Regions from separate parts of the Homo sapiens genome. Here all the other regions are linked to region 3. The links are chromatin loops, found by intact Hi-C in ENCODE. Cell type or tissue: GM12878. All regions are shown on one strand. Links, peaks and the distances in the headings refer to the core of each region. The heading gives the core; the rest is flanking DNA.

What was found. Hi-C counts contacts between places; a loop is a spot of excess contacts. Peaks named below come from ENCODE experiments on the same cell type or tissue, not always from the same donor. Only the 100,000 strongest peaks of a DNase experiment are listed, where the experiment ranks them.
Region 1: it touches region 3 in a loop (2.8-fold over the local background); 10 of 110 quality-filtered maps call a loop at or near these places.
Region 2: a loop joins it to region 3, with 2.2 times the contacts of the local background. A loop is called at or near these places in 10 of 110 quality-filtered maps.

The regions. Positions count from the first base shown.
Region 1 is chr3:171,831,700-171,837,353 of GRCh38, forward strand. No RefSeq gene overlaps it. Among named protein-coding and RNA genes, the nearest start is that of TMEM212, 8.8 kb to the right of the region's middle. In GM12878, for the core only: a CTCF peak has its summit at 2,683; no DNase peak of the experiment used is centred there.
Region 2 is chr3:171,255,058-171,260,711 of GRCh38, forward strand. The region is part of intron 2 of TNIK (TRAF2 and NCK interacting kinase); the gene reads right to left. Among named protein-coding and RNA genes, the nearest start is that of MIR569, 150 kb to the left of the region's middle. RefSeq lists enhancers at 731-780, 1,922-1,971. In GM12878, for the core only: no CTCF peak of the experiment used is centred there; a DNase peak (open chromatin) is centred at 2,354; H3K4me3 peaks cover 610 bases; H3K27ac peaks cover 2,500 bases.
Region 3 is chr3:171,184,956-171,190,609 of GRCh38, forward strand. It overlaps TNIK (TRAF2 and NCK interacting kinase), which reads right to left. Exons shown (of 33, transcript NM_015028.4): 7 at 3,747-3,877. Among named protein-coding and RNA genes, the nearest start is that of MIR569, 81 kb to the left of the region's middle. RefSeq lists enhancers at 1,798-2,325, 4,735-4,784. In GM12878, for the core only: a CTCF peak has its summit at 2,938; a DNase peak (open chromatin) is centred at 2,918; H3K27ac peaks cover 409 bases.

The DNA of each region.
Region 1 (5,654 bases), core at 1,132-3,631, 650 kb after region 3:
CTCCGACCCTGTTGTAGGTATTAAAAGCCTTTGAGTTATCATTGGCCTTAAAGTGCATATAGTTGAGTTTTATAATTTTTTTCTAGTTGTTGTTTTTTTCCTATATGGAGGAAAGAGGAACAAAGGTAAATTGTAGGTGGCCTGAAGTGGATGTCTTCTGAGGATCACAACTTGTATTAAACGGGCATAGCCTGACCTTTGTTACACACAACATGGTCCATTTCCATATTTACAAAATGTGTTTTTAGGAAACATAGTATAATAAAATATGAAATGAGGCAAAAGGGTAGGAATTTGGCTTTCATTTTGCTTTTGGTAGGGAGCTTTTGTCTCAATCTTGGAACAAACTGAAAAACAGGAGTAGTACTTTAACTACATATTTAACTACATATTTAAAAGCATATTTTAATGCTGGAAGTAATGATTAAGCAAGAGCAGGACCCAGATTGATTCGCCTCTTTGGAATTACGTGAATGAAATTTGCTTGGAGGATAAAAGGGGATGGAAAAGATTAGTGGATGACACTAGAAAGGTTTTTTTTTTTAATATAACTTCGGTTAATTGAGTATTAGGAAAAACAAAGGGCAAACATTTGATAATTTATGTATGCATGTCTGTGTGTGTGTGTAAATGGTAAGTCTATTTTCACAGCTCTTACTATTTCTTACCCCCTATACACGTGCCCATAGACTTGCCTGTAAATGATCTGTGTAGGTTTCACCAAAGATGGCAGAAATGTCTTCTTCAGTGTGCTTTCTACACTGTTTCTTACCTTCCTGCCTTTCTGTCATTTACTAAACATTTATTTCCAAACTGGGTTCTTTAAAAAATTACTTCCCTCCTCTACTTTATAGGAAACAGACAATTCACTTGTCATATAAGCACCTCTTACACCAAGTTTACAAGAACATGGATTAGAGTTTTGAGCACTTTTGAAAAGTTTACCATTTTTGATACAGAGCATAACAAAAGAAGGGCAAAAGCTGGGCATGGTGGCTCACGCCTGTAATCCCAGCACTTTGGGAGGCCAAGGTGGCCAGATCATCTGAGGCCAGGAGTTCAAGACCAGCCTGGCCAACATGGTGAAACCCCGTCTCTACTAAAAACACAAACATTAGTTGGGTGTGGTGGCACATGCCTGTAATCCCAGCTACTTGGGAGGCTGAGGCAGGAGAATCGGTTGAACCTAAGAGGTGGAAGGTTGCAGTGAGCCGAGATCACGTCACTGCACTCCAGCCTGGGAGATAGAGTGAGACTCTGTCTCAAAAAAAAAGAAGAGCAAAAATAATGGTGGATACTACTTTACATTATCATCGAGGCTCTGAGTGATGGGGAAAGGAGGACCTATATGGCGAAAGAATATACAGTTCACTCTGTTTTCAAATATCTTAAATATCTTAAGTGAATATGGTATAAAAACCACAAAGCATAGTTTTATCCTCAAAGGACATAAAGGAAATAAAATCTTCAGAAAAGAAGGGCTGTGTTTGTGCTGGGGAGAGAGTTGGGAAGAACACGTTGTGAAAAAAAAAAAAAAAAGGAATACTTCAGCCAAGTACTTCGTTCTTTTAGCCTGAGGCCAAAACTATAAAAATTAGAAGAAACCCTCGCTTTAGGACTAGAATGAAGTGTTTATATTATAGATCCTGGTAGCTAATTCTGCAGGAACATTACTCTAAGCTCCATAAGGTGATGAAGATGCTGCCACTCTGGTCTTCAGTCTTCCACTTTTCTTTCCAGTAAAAACTTAGGACTGTTATTAGCATCATTACTTGATCATTATTGTTACAAATAGTTACTAATAAATAACCAAAACTAAAAAACATATTTAGAAGCAATACACTAGACATTGTTTTGTTACATATATTCAGAAGATTTTAAACTCAGCACTAGATGATGCTAACAAAAGTGACTTGTAGAATTTGAACAATTGTGCTGAGCTTATGCCAAATTTATCCAAATTTAATGAACCAAGTAATGATATTGAGGACTCACATGTAATAGGGGAATTTTTTATCCTTTAAAACCTAAAGGTGAAATGAAAATTTGCCCTCTTCCTAAACTATGAGTTTCTTGGGGCATCACTTATTTATCCCAAAAATTTGGTATTACCACTCAAATTTTGAACAACTGAACTAATCTAAATCATGACTCATCTGTCACTAGATGGGGTTAAAGCATTTTCATCCTCTGTTACCATGGGGAGAGAAAGGTTCTGGATGACTATCCTTTCTCCCACTCAGCATGTGTGGGATTATTAAACCCCAAATAGAACACTGCTAAATGTTTTTTCATATTTTGTTTTTCTATAAACAAACTTTATCTGTGGCCTTGTAGCAGTTAGTCAGTTCCAGGAAACGCACAGCTAACAATGTCATTCCCCCTGTATTGCGCATAATATAAAAAGAGTTTAAGTAAATATTTGAATTAGGACAATTTGAAAAATTTAACTTTGGAGTTCCCTAGCATTTATTGACCACTTCTTTTCAGGATAGCTATTTCAGCTGATTAAACATGTCATACCTGTGCCATTTAAATGAAGCTAGTTCAATGTAACATACTATATAGTAGCAGAGTACGATTTTAGAAACTCAGCATTTGCAAAAGGGAACTCAAATTAGAAGGTTAAGCTCCTGTTGGGTATCAAAGAGAAGCTGGTCTATAAATAGCAGTATAGCAACACCTAGTGCTAAACACAGATATAGCAGAAAGATAATCAGTCACAACAGCCTTATTCAATATTAGGTTAATATTGCAATTGGATGACTTTTTTCTTGGTATTTTAACTGGAATTCTTTTGTGAAATGGCAGACTTGGACTGGCTGGTCTCAAAGGTCCTTGCTGGCTCTGCCTGTGATACTCCAGTTGGGTTATTACTCTGTGCCTTTCATTGTCATTGCCCTACATTCTTTTTAGTCTGTAAGATAAAGGGGTCTTGCAGAGGCCTAGCTTTTATCTTTTATGTCAATCTGCGCTGTGTGGATTGTGTGGAAGAAATGGAAGGGCTTACGTACTAGGAAAATGTGATGTGGAAGTCCCACAAACATCCGTTTCTCGTATCGTGCCACTTTAAGAAAAATAAAAACAAAAACAAAGGCAGGATATCTGGGTTGTTGAAAAGAGAAAATAAATTGTGAGCCTTTCGATACAAAACTGATACCCTCAATCTGCCTTCAGTAGGTGATGTTTAGAGTGTGTGACCTGGCTCCTTATGTCATACGGATGCACTTAGTCGTTCAATTTTCCTGTTTTAGAAAAGACCACATTATCGTCATATGAAACTACAATAGAAACATGAGTTTGCATAGCCAAATTTTTCCAAGTTAAAATGTTAATATCAGTATCTTACTTTTCTACACAATTAGGGGAAAGTATTACCTATGCAAAGAGGTCTGCTGAAAGAGAGAAAAGATTTTAATATGTAGAGATATTAATACATAAAACCACAGGCCAAGCAAAAGATCTATTAAATTAGATAGGTCATCATGAACAGCAACTACTTTAAAAGTCAGCAGTGGATTTAAAAGGTGTTTGTCAGAGCTTTTTCCCAGAGGCAGAAGTTCTTGCCGGACTTCAGGCAGTTAGTCTGCGATGTTGCATCTTCCTCTATTTAACGCAGAGTCATGTGTCAATGTGTCGTGTGCTGACATAGCAAGCCCAAAATAATCTCAGCCATGGGTCACTTCAGTGCAGCTCTCCCATGTATCTACATACAACGCATGTAAATTCACAATGCAGTTTCCAGGTGAGCTAACCTGGAAGATCTTCTTTGTATTTCAGTGTGGATTTTCATAAAGAAGAGGGCTGGAGCAGTTTAAGACCAAAATATTAAATATCGCTTGTTTCTGAGGGAAGGCCTGAGAAGCTAGCTTTCACAGCAAACTGGTCTGTATAAACTAGCAATTGTAGCCTTCGTGCAGTGGCTCATGCCTGTAGCCCCAGCACTTTAGGATGCTGACATAGTAGGATCACTGGAAGCCAGGAGTTCAAGACCAGCCTGGGCACATAGCAAGATCCCATCTATACAAAAAATAAAACTCAAAAAAATTAAAACTAAGTAAACTAACAACTGTGATGATAAGCAGTGGTTTCATTCATTCACTCTCATCCATTCATTCATTCATTAGTTCATTGACTCAACAATACTTTCTGTGCATCTACTATAGACCACAGGCATTGTTTTTGGCTCTGGGATACAGTGGTGAATAAAACAAAGTCCTTGCCTTCATGAAGCTGTTATTCTAATTGGGAAGACACACAGTAAAGACATAAGCCAAGAGCTATGAAGAATAAAGTCAGGTGGTAACGAGGCCATGAAGATCCATAAAGCCAGATAAAGGGATGGAGAGGGGGAGATTGGTAAGGGAAAATCTTTGAGCAGAGATGTGGATGAAGTTGAGACAGTGAACCAAATTGTTTGTACCAACCTTAGCTCACTTTGCTTTTCTACATGTGTTGAAATATACAGAAAATTGAGGCTCATGATATTTTTAACATTGCTTAGAAAACACAGAGCCAGGCACAGTGGCTCACGCCTGTAATCTCAGCACTTTGGGAGGCTGAGGCAGGCGGATCATGAGGTCAGGAGTTTGAGACCAGCCTGACCAACATGGTGAAACCCCATCTCTACTAAAAATACAAAAATTAGTCAGGTGTGGTGTTGCGCACCTGTAATCCCAACTACTCGGGAGGATGAGGCGGCAGGATCACCTGAACCTGGGAGGTGGAGGTTGCAGTGAGCCGAGATCACGCCACTGCACTCCAGCCTGGGTGACAAAGCAAGACTCCATCTCAAAAAAAAAAAAAAAAAAAGAAAAAGGAAAAGAAAGAAAAGAAAAGACAGAGAAAGAACTTTGTTTCATGATCAATCAGAAACTGGTTTACAGAGATATCCTCTGTCTAGTGTTGGCCAGTAGATGGGGATTTGCCTTTTAGGTCTCTGCTACACCAGATCCTTGTTGAATTCTCATTTCTCCATTCCATGTGTACCATAAACTCCATACCTACAAGTGTTACCAGTTTTTCCCCCAGTTTTTCATCCCTTTCCAAGAAGATGGGAAACAAGAGTGATACGACTTTATGTTCCATTGTCCCTTGGCCATCTTGGCATCTGCTGTGTTTGTTGGCCAGTTTTAATTATTTTATGACACAGACAACAGGAGCTGGGCTATGGTCACCAATTTGTTACTCACAGCCTGCTAATTACTTAGCTGGTAGATGCTGGCTCCCAGTTATTGCCTTTTTGTGTTCTGCTGGGGCCAAAGTGAGGCCTCCTTAGAGGAATACTGTCTGAAATCTCTTGAGCAAGAATTCAGCTGGCCAAATCACAGTGTGTGCAGTGCTTATTATGTGCCCACAGCTTGTACCAGATAGAGGGGAACACAAGTTGGCATGTCGACTCTAACAGATAAAGTCTCTTTGGGACAGGCAATCTGGTCACATAGGTATTTTTGCTCCTTTGGGATTTATTTTAAGTCACGGAATGGTAGAGACAGAAGGAGTCTTGGAAATTATCCAGTCCAACCTCCACATTTTGCTGAGAAGGACCGAGATTACGGGAGGCTTAAATTTACTCCAGGTCATACAGCCCTAGTTTCTTTCTATTGCAGCAGGTTGTTCCTTGTCCTATTCGGGAACCTTGCATATGACAACCA
Region 2 (5,654 bases), core at 1,132-3,631, 69 kb after region 3:
AGTGCCATCCTAGCCTCTTCCTCTAATTTTGGTTCATAACCACATCTTATTTTGCTGGATTGCAATGGACTTTGAGGTTGCAATATGTTTTATCTGATGCTGATTCAATTTAGACAATAAAGGATTGAAGTTCTTGAAAGAAACATCTGGCCAACAAAACCTGATATGAGCAGAGAAACTATTAATCATTACTTTAGGTTATGGAAAATCCCACATTCAAATGAACCAAAAAGATTCTTGAAAATCTATCCCTCTACTCCCCATGAGGAAACAGTAGATTTTTCTAAAGCTCCCTGGGTGACAAATGCTGTCTGGTTACAACCATCTTAGCTAGAGCTAAGATGGTTTCAGAATCAAACTACAAATCATTTTGAAAGTTTCCTGTTTTGCAAACTCCGGATATAAGCTAAAGCGATTTTTCTATTCACTACCTAGACATCACCTGCTCATCAACAGATTTTAAAGCATCTTGCAGAGGCAAATTTCCAAAAAAGGTAGCCTAAGTACTTATCCACTATACCACCTCTTCAAAAGCAGCAGAGAATAAATACAAAGTTGTCTGATTAGTCAGTAAACAAAATGAATTCAAGCTGAGGTGCCTGAACACGGGCAAAGGAATGTTTTGTGCCACAGGCCCAAAAGAACAAAGCTCATTTTGTTGCACATTATCAGGTGTCATGGTTCATATCCTGGAGTGCCTTTAGAGACCCCAGGTGTGGCTGCTGCTCAGTGTTTCAGAAACATTCTTCTGTTTGGAAGGACATTGAAGAGCCGTAAATGCCACAACAGTTTCTCTACTTTCTAGGCCCTCTATGGTTTTGAAATTCATCCCATCTCCTTGGATTTATATTGATTGTGGGTATGGCTTAGTGGTGATGGGGGAAGGGGTCTAGTTCTCCAGGAGGAACTCAAAGGAAGGCAGTTGTATAGAACCACAGAAACATATAGAATTATAGAATAAAGTATTCTGAGCAGCTAATAAGACGACCATTTACTACTTTGCCACACAGAGGGAAAAGAAGGAAAACAGCTCCCAACAAGGAAAAAAAAAATAAGTACCCAATGGTCCTCTTCCCTCTTTTGAGCATGGCTGTTGTTTCGGGGTTTTTCCAAGCCTTGTTTTTTTTCATCAATTATTTTCTTTGATGCCTACTTCACTATGCATGGGAACAGAAAGCAAACTATTAGAAATTTTCACACTGCCAGAAGTTCAACAAATGAGTCTACAATTCCCAAGGCCCAGGGCCTAGAGAAATACCAGCTGAAATTAAAATAAGGAGAAAGAGAATCGATAAAGAGGTTAATTAGCTTATGTGGTACAGTCGAGGGAGGCAGAGCATTTTGCTGGGAAATAGCCAGGATGTCCCAATGGGGAGATGCAATCTTCTTAACCAAACGAGATGCCTGGGGAACTCTTTTCTCCAATACTTCATGAACACTAAAAAACAAAGCCACAGATACAAAGGACAGAGTGCTGGCCATGAAGAATCATGGGGAGCTACTTCATAAACACTTTAGGAAATACTGTTTTGCCCTCCAGCCAATTTCCTCTAAGCTTCAAGGTCAGAAAGAACTTTACAAAGGGTGACTAGCTGAGGAGTCATCCAATTTACTTCCTACTGACCCAAAAGAGAAGCCATTTATTACCACTGGCAGGAATGGATGAATTCTGACCATCCCCATTCTGACTTGGGAGTTTCTTTTTGACTGCAGTAGGGTATTTGAGTTTGAGGCCAGGGATCAAAATAAACTGAATGCTCACTCAGGACAGAAGAGTAACACTGGCCCCCCATGAAGAGAGTCCTCTGCACTTCCCCAGGGGTGAGTGTGTGACTGTATATTTTCAGTTTGGTATAAAAACATCAGGAGCAGAATAACTCACCTGCTGAGAGACAGGTCTACTTCCCTAGGTCTGAACATCCTTTCCATCTTTCTTTAAACTTAAAAAGCACCTATTAAGAACTGTTTACTCTGGTTTTAAAGTGGAACTGACATGACAAGCGGCTGCACAGAAACAGGCCGAGAGAGGAACAATGAAGTCATGAAGGAGGCAGCCCTGGGCCCATTTCATCTCAAAAGAAGACTGCTCACCACTGTATGCTACTCTGCCAAGGTCCTAGAGACTTAGAAGAAGCAAGGAACCATGCTGTAGAACCAGGGCAGGCGGTACTCTAGAACTGGGAATTCATTTTCCACAGGCTTAATGTAAAAAGAGGTTTAAATGATTCCATGTAACTGGCCATCATGGCAGCATGCAAATTTACTTAGCATTACAGGAGTCCAAATTTCAGCTCTAACCCTACCAGACATGTGACCCTGACACTTTAACCACTCTCAGCTTCAGTCACCTCATCTGAGAATAACATCTCCCCATCTCAGATAGGAACTGGGACAGAGTCTTTGTGAAATACAAAGCAGATGTTCATGACATAATAACTATTGCTGTTGCTGTAGACCTTGTTTGATAGTATTTATGCTCATCACAGCACTCTGTCCTTGTGATCTGGCTTCTCAGAATGGAAAACAACATTCTAACGTCAATAAAAGCATGAAGAACATGTCAGGTACTTGAGAACCCATGCCACTTTCAAAGCCTAGCTGGGGTTCCCACCAGCAACAAAGAGCCAAAAGCACTGTCCGCCAAGATCCCCTTCTCTTGGGACATCAACACCCCATTCATCTTTGCCATAAACTAAGCCACACTTGATGTGACTTTCTGGAGAGCAGGCTACTTTTTCATCCCAGCTCAGATTCTGATGGCATTACACTGCCCGTGGGGATGGAATTCCACACATGCGGACAGAGACACAGCTTCTCAAAATCCCTCAATATCAAACTGCTGTTGAGATTCTGATTTCATTGCTGATGAATCTCATTCCTGAGGTACAAGTCACAGAGCCTTTTATGGTTCCTGCATTTGGAGATTGTCCCTAGCCACTACAGACAAACACATCATCTTGTGCTTAGAGACTGGTGCTTTTGTCCCTCATCTTCATTTTTCCACCACAGTGATGATGGATGCCCTGCGATCTCATGAAGAATAATGACAGCAAAATGAAAAGCGTATGTGTCATCTCTGGGAAGACACGTGGGCAGTAAAATATAGCTGTACCAAGGCTTTGTGGCCATAACTCCTAATATCTCTGTGCAATTGGAAATGATTTTTAAAAACCTTTATGATTAATATTTTATCTAGAACTCCTACCACTGTGGAGGAATAGAACAAAGAAAATGCACATCACAAAGGGCCTTCAGCATCAATAAGTAAGAAATCTTTAAAGAGCTACACTATCTCACTAATGATTTCCCTACTGACCTGAATCAACTTTCAGAGAGAAAATGCAAGTAATAAAGGCCTAGGAGATGGGAGGATGACTCATTTGTTTCTTCTTCTAGCTGTTTTCTAATTCCCCTCACCTTTTTCCAATGCCCCATGTCAATCAAAGAAAGGAATGCCAACAGGCTCTCCTCACAACTGCCTGTAGCAACTACATAAGGAACCCACGAGACCAGTAAAGAAAAGCCAAGTCCAGACTCCTCTTGGTCAGGGTCAGCCAAGTTTCAACTTAAAATAGATAAAAAGGAAGCTCTTCCAAGTCAGGCCCAATTTAGGACTTCGCTCCATTTCTTCCAGGGACACCATGCCAGGACCTGCCCTCCTTCTGCCCACTCCACCTGGTTCCCATAATTTTTCTTCCTGTTCACTTGACCCTCTAAGAAACTCTGGAAGTGGGGTTTATCCTATTGGTGAAGTATCAGCTAAGACAATTCAATGATGATAATCTCATTATAATCCCAGTAACCAATTTAATTAATTTACTCCTTGGACTGCTCAGAAGTTCAGTCTCTCTCATGTACACACATAAAATAATCAGACACATGTGCGCGCACACACACGCAAACACGCCACTGAAATTTGACTTCTCCTTACAAATATTCATGGGTCTATCAACCTTGTAGTGTGCTGTAATAATCTACATTTTGTGATTTTCCTGTGCACAGCTTACATCCCACAAAGTCAAGGACAGTGTGTTTTATATAAGAGAGAGAGAGAGCATGCACACGAGAGAGAGAGAGTGTATGTGTGTGTGTATATGGCACATAGTGTGTACTTTATAAATGTTGGGGGAATAAATCTCAAACCTGGACTTTACATTCAGGCAGAGTGTTGACAAAAAGTTGGAAGGACAGACCTAATATTTAAACATAACCTTTAACCAGAAGGCAGCCACATGAATCTTTCAAGAGTCGCCATTAGGAACGCACCCACGGCTGATGGGATAAGACTCAGGTTTTAGGGTTAAGTAAGAGTCAGCAGTTGTCTATTGGCAATTGATAACTATTCCTGAACACTCTGCCTGGTGGCCTAGAAGCTGACCCCTCACAGGAGTCCAGTCAGGACCACTGAAGATATGAGGAGCCTCTAACACTAAGCCCTTGAACAAAGAAGGTGGAAAGGATTCCAGTGCCTTACATTTTGCTTCACCCTCACGTTGGAAAGACCTTAACACTCACAAATGGAAAGAAATAACCCAATAGATTACTATACAAAAAGAGGGAGGAGAAAACAAATTGCCTGGCTAATCTCATGGCCAACGGTAAAGAATTAATAGAAATTAAGGCAAAAAACTGGAAAGTGGTATCCACAACTGAAAAGCACAACCTCTTAATAAGCCAGGCACCCTTTATAATATCATGGAATCATAATTCTGAACTCTGTCATTGTCTGTTTCATTGTCCTTGTCTGTCCCTCACCCAGTGCTCTTCAAGAGATCCATTACATCCCTCTTCTTGCCCTCATTTACTAAAGCCCTCAAGGTATTAATCTGTAGTGCAGAGCTTGGCTGTTGCGTGCCATATAAGAGGATGTGACAATCCTTTGCTTGTCCAACCTTTAGTTAGCCTTCTGAATCTCCTCCTAGGCCCATCTATGCACTTCCTTGTAAAATCCAGTTTTAGCAAAAGAACCCTGCTAAGTCAGTTTAGCTAGAACCACCTATCCTCAATAGCTGATAATCCCTGTTATCTGATTATGTTCCTCATCCTCCACCATGCCCCAGGTGATGTCTGATCACCCGGGCTTGTTTTCAGCAAGAGTCCTGTTAGGTTGCTTAGCCAGAATCCCCCTTAATCCTGAAGTTTCCTCTTAGTAGGTTTCCACCTGCTAACCCCCACACAGCACCTAGGCTATAAATTCCCACTTGCTCAAGCTGTATTCAAAATTGAGGCCATTATTTCTCTCCCGCTGCAAGATGCTATTGCAATGGTTCCTGTGCCTCTCCCAATGACCTTGAATAAAGTCTGCCTTACTGTGCTTTTCCCAGTGTCACTGAATAACTTTTTTCCCTAACAGATGAAAACCTGGGGAAATGGCATCCCTTCCCATCCCCACCTCCTCCCCAAGAGACACACACATTTTAATGAAAGCATTAATTTCCAAGAGGGGAAGGATGTGTTGATTTGGCCGGGGTGGATGGAGAGAGTGACTAGGGTACAGAGGCTCCCATAATTAATAGCATCTTTGTACTATGAGTTCTGTGGAGCTAAATTGACATGCTCTTGAGAAAACAAGGGGTTTGAGCTCAGCTCACAATGGTGGCTGCACCATCTGGTTTCCAATGAGTTGTTTTTAGCTAAATTTTCAGTTAGGCTCA
Region 3 (5,654 bases), core at 1,921-4,420:
CAGGCCTGAGGACAGGAATCTGGTGGGGAGTGGGATAAGGGGGTAAGCCATTTCACTGTGCATCTCTTACTTCATTGGCTTCATATAAGAGCAAGGCCTGTTTATGGCAAAAAACATAACAGGACAGAAAGATATAGAAAATAAAAATTGTAAGTTTTCCATCCACATGCCCTATTCAAAAGTAAATACTATTAAGTTTTTCCAGGTTCTTTATAGATTTCCCGTGTGTGTGTGTGTGTGTGTGTGTGTGTGTGTGTGTGTCTATGGGGTGGGAGGGGTGAATAAGACTACATTATGTGTACTATACTGTGGCATTCAGCCACAGAAATTTCTTAGTGGGTGGTTCTGTTAAAGTAATAAATACACAGGACTATAAAATGCTTAGCAGATCCCATCCAACCAAAATGAAATTCAAAGTAGGTTAAAAAAATAACAATTTAAACAGCCTAGGCATTTTGAACAGTTTTATTAATTTCAAATCTTTTGAATGCTTATTATTAAACGGGAAAGCTTTCATTATTGCCCCACATACTTATCAGGGAAATGAAACCTTTCCTTTCACTTGAAGTGTTTTGACAGAATTTCTGAAAACAAGAAAGGAAGGGCCTCCAGGGGAAAGCCAGCACACCCGGCAAATGAGATTCTGGCACTCCTCCTTAGGAGAGGGTCTATTTTCAGTGAGTTACTTACTGTGCCCAGTAGATATCACACAAAACCAGACTCTGCAATAAAAAGCTACAGAAGACCTTATACGTTGAGTTACTTTAGGTTTTGTAAAAAGTTATAGTGGTCTTTAAAGACATCTTAGACACATCAAAAAATAATTGATAAACAATAAATCAAATAACAAAACTAAGCTATACTCTTTTTCTTTTTCTTCTTGTCTTTATTTTACAGAAAGGACTTTTGTGGTAAGAAATCTAATAAAGTCCGGTGGCCAAGTCATCCTTTATTCTAAATACACACTCTCGGCTGAAAGTGGCTATAGCACATGAGGGCCCAAAGTGTTGACATCAAGCTTCTGGGGCTGGGATACACCACTGGGCCAAGTGGACCACCAAACACACAGTGAAATCCTCGGGCTTTGATGGGGTCTCAAATGAACCTTCTATCAGAAACTGCATGTACAGATACAGCTTGACTAACTCCTTATACACAATGGATAGTCTATAAATATGCACTGAGTGAATGAATAAATGATTTTGAAAGTCAGCATATTGTCAAGTTGTCCCCTGGTGACAGGTTACATTCCTAAGGATACTGAACAGAAAAGGGGATGATATATGGTGCCAAGAAAGAAGTAGTAAGGTTATTTAAAGATCAGCATCTTCTCTGGCCCACAGTAAAACTGTATAAGTGGATTAAATAAATCTGCAAAGAATCCCCAAACCTTCCACTATACCCCAACAGGGTATGGCTTGGTTTTGTTATTTATTATTTACTATTTGATTTGTCTAAGATGTCTTTGAAGACCACTATGAATTTTTTTAAAAACCTAAAATAATTCAATATTATAAAGTCCTCTGTAGAAAAGTCTTCCTTATTCATTCTTTTGTCATCCTCCTCTTTTTACCCATGGCATATAACCAGTGAAGCTCATATCCCTGCCATGACTTTTTCCTCCTCTTGCACAACCTACATTCCTGACAATCCTGTTAAACTAATTTGCACTAAGGTCTAAATGACTGACACCATTGAACCTATTCTATCAGGATTCTTTATTTTTTAAAAAAACACACAGACATTCATCTTCAATCTTTTTAATGTCTCAGGATACTTTTATAGCCAGGTGAGCCTTCCAGTACCTCTGAAATCACTGTGCAGCATGACGACCTCTGTGGCTACTCATACAACAGGATTTGCCCATACCTAGAGTTATGCACTGGTCTCACACCATTTACAGTGATCTTAAACTATACTCCTTAGCCATAATCTGAGGAAAGAGGACCAAAATATCAGTTTAATTCCAAGCTTTGGCTTGGCCAGAAGGAAAGCCTCTTCTAGATACCCTACTGAAAACAAGTCAGTTGTAGGCACCCACTTTATTTACATAACAAAAGTCCCATATATAGTGCAGTCAGTCACAATACTTAAAAGATTAAGCTGAGGTTGTAAGAGCTGCAAACGCTGTTTCCCCATGCTATGTTACATAGTAATCTAGAATATCTGTGGCCCAGATGTAGACTAGTTAGCACTTGTTAGGTATAACTATGGTTTGAAGAATTGCTTGTAGCTAATCATGATACCCATATCTGGCCTGGGATGTATATTTTGTAGTGGCTTCTCTGAAGGGATTTGCAAACAGAATTATTTAAATATGCTTATCATTAGCAGTTTAAAAAAATGACATTTTGGCAGGAGATTAATTTTTAACTTGGCAGCTGTTTTCAGACAGATTGTTGTCAGGTTATTACAGTGACTAACTTTGAAGGAAGGAGGAAATTTATGGGAGATTATTAGGTTTTCAGACCTTCAAGCTTGCAATTCCCAAAAGAGGCAAATTTTCTGTCAACACTGAGATACGGGGCCTCAAAAACGCTGCAATGTTTGCATCTTTGAGACCTGATTTCAATAATAACCCCACATGTCGAGAACTAAAAATATTCCTTAAAAGTGAAATATTCTTCAAATATACTGTTCAATTGATAAATTGGAGATTTATATGGAAGTACATTACAGAGGAGCAAGGTAATATATTGGAAAGGGCTCTGAACAGAAAGTTTGGAGACCTGCATTCAAGTGCTAACTCTGAGAGGATTGCTAACCCGGTGAGCACCTGCAGACCTCGGCCTCAGTTTCTTCATCTGTTAGATAAGAGTATTTACAGAGGATCATTAAAGTGTTTTGGTGAAAAGTCCATGCACCTCTGAAACCAGCCCAAGCAGATCAAGTTTTGCCCAAGTTGTCCTGTAATGTACACAAAGACCACAGGGTGTCTCTCTACCTAATGCACAGCCTGGAAACCCACACACAGTTCCTAGATCCCATTGCCCCTAATTTTATTGCCTTGACTTTCAGTCACCATTCATTAGAAAGCCGTGTCACCTGAAAGTCCAGACAATAAACCTGAGGGGCAATAATGCAAAATTATGTTTGGTTATTGGCTAGCAGAATAGAAAAGAGAAGGGCTTCTTGGAGAAATCTATTTGAACACAGCTTTGAATGTATTAGCAAATTTCTAGTTTATAATATAAAGTAACAAGTCACAAATCAAATTTCTATGAAACATCAGGCCACACGACAGAAATACCATAAAGTAGTCACCAATATTCCATCTGATTCCCTCTCATGAAAAAGAAACCCCAGATAATTATACTTCGAGCATTGTAGAAGTAAGTCAGATTATTCTCAATCAGAAAAAGATGACCCAAGACAACAAACTCACATCTTAGTTTAACGTAAAAAGCTATCAGAATATATACTCTTCCAAAAATCTAAACCATAACCAAAATGGAAATCCAATCTATTTTCCAATAATAAGAAGCAAGAGTAAATTTAAAAAAATATAGAAAATGATTTAAACTTTTTATTTATTTTTTTATTTTTTACAAACAGGCCATCAGATAAGATGGGTGAATTCATTAAAAAGATCCTCACTTGAATGTCTTACAGGTCTTAAACTCAAATAATGTTTTTCAGTTCTCCCTTTGGGTGACATAAATCATAAATATAAGGGCATGTAAGACTTTATAAGACTCAGGATAAGATGGTAGGCATAGTTTTGAAACACGACAAAGAAGCCATACCTTGAAATCATATGTGGCATCTGGGTTTTCATCACAGGCAATAACTTCTGGTGCCATCCAGTAGGGAGTTCCAATGAAAGTATTCCTCCTGCCCACTGTTCGATCAAGCTGAGCACTGACTCCAAAGTCCACTATTTAAGAAAAGACAAGTAAATAAAGTCTGTGATCATAGGTTTTAGATAGCGATAAAATGAATGTGAATTATTTTATTGTGGTAAAACATAAGTAACATAAAGTGTACAATTTTGACCATTTTCAAATGTACATTTCTGGGGCACTAAGCACATCCACACTGTTGTGCAACCTTCACCACTGTCCATCTCCAGAATTTCTCATCTTCCCCAGCTGAAACTTTGTACCTATTAAACAATAGCTCCCAATTCCCCCTTGCCCCAACCCCTGGCAATTATTCTACTTTCCATCTCTATAAATTTGACTATTCTCACTACCTTGTATAAGTGGAATCATACAGTATTTGTCTTTTTGTGACTGGCTTATTTCAGTTAGCATAATATCATCAAGGTTCATCCACGTTGCAGCATGTGTTAGAATTTCCTTCCTTCTCAAGGTTGAATAATATTCCATTGTGTGTATGGACCACATTTTGTTTATCTGTTCACCTGTTGATGGGCACCTGGGTTGCTTCTACCTTTTCTATATTGTGAATATGTTTTTAAACTGCATGAGAAATGGATGAAGTGTACCCATGAGGAAGGCACAAAGAATTACATTTGATTACACCAAGGCTTCACAGGGACCAAAAATAGGTGTTAAAAAAAAGTAAGCTTGGTTGTCAGAAAGGGTAGTATTTTGGGGATACAAGACAAGTGATTAAAAGCAAAAGTCTGAGTCAGACTGCCTAAGTTTGTATCTCATTTCTGCCGCTACTAGTGGTATGACCTAGGGCTAGTAGATCAACCTCTCTGAGCTTCGGTTTCCTAATCTGTAAAATGAGGATGATGACATCTACACAGAGTTGCTCTGATGTTTATGAGAGATAATCTATAGAAAATTGTCTTGTACAGGGCCTGGCATATAATATATACTCAACAAGTAACTGTTAATTAGTGAAGTAAGAATGCTCTCAGGATAGCTTATCTAGTTGATACATATATAACTGCTTAGCCTACATAATGTATACTTTTGTTTTTAAAAGAGAATATTCATGAGGTGAGAAAGTTTGGTCCCAAATGTTAACTAAGAAAAAAAATGGAAGTCATATATTTCAACAAAAAGGAAGAGCAAATGTTTGGGATATAAACATAGAAGATGTTTAAATCTCTTTGAAAATATACAATCATATGGACAGCGATTCTTTTCTAGATGACAAGTTACATATCCTACTGGATATTTGTCAATTCATGCTCTTACTCATATACATCAAGCAGTCAAATGCATGTGGTAATTCTCTATTTGGGCAGTCCCAGATTTGTTGCGGAAAGAGCTCTAACAGATACGCCAAAGAGAAGGATTCTCCCACTGATGGAAGTGGGGGTAATCAGTATGCACCTAAAGTAGAATATTAAGTATCCACTTTGCACGGGAGCCCAAGGTAATAACAAAATCAATGTAAATATAACTTAAACCTATGGGAATATAGCAGGAATTGATTATTCTGAATATGCCTGTGTATATTTTAATGGAAAAAAATTGGGTCCTAGTGCTCTGTTATAGCAGCAACAGTATAAACAAACTGTAAGATATAGGAGGCCATTTCAAAGTTTGTCACTTCTAATCTCTGCTGAAACAAAAAAATCTCAATTATTTCTATATATTGATTAAGCAAGTGGTTCTGTTCCCACATTATATATAATTCATTCCTCAGAATGCCTTGAGAAAATATTTTTTAAAATAGGCAAAGAAACATTTTCCTTTCCATTTTTAGGGCAATGCTCTCCAAATCCACGG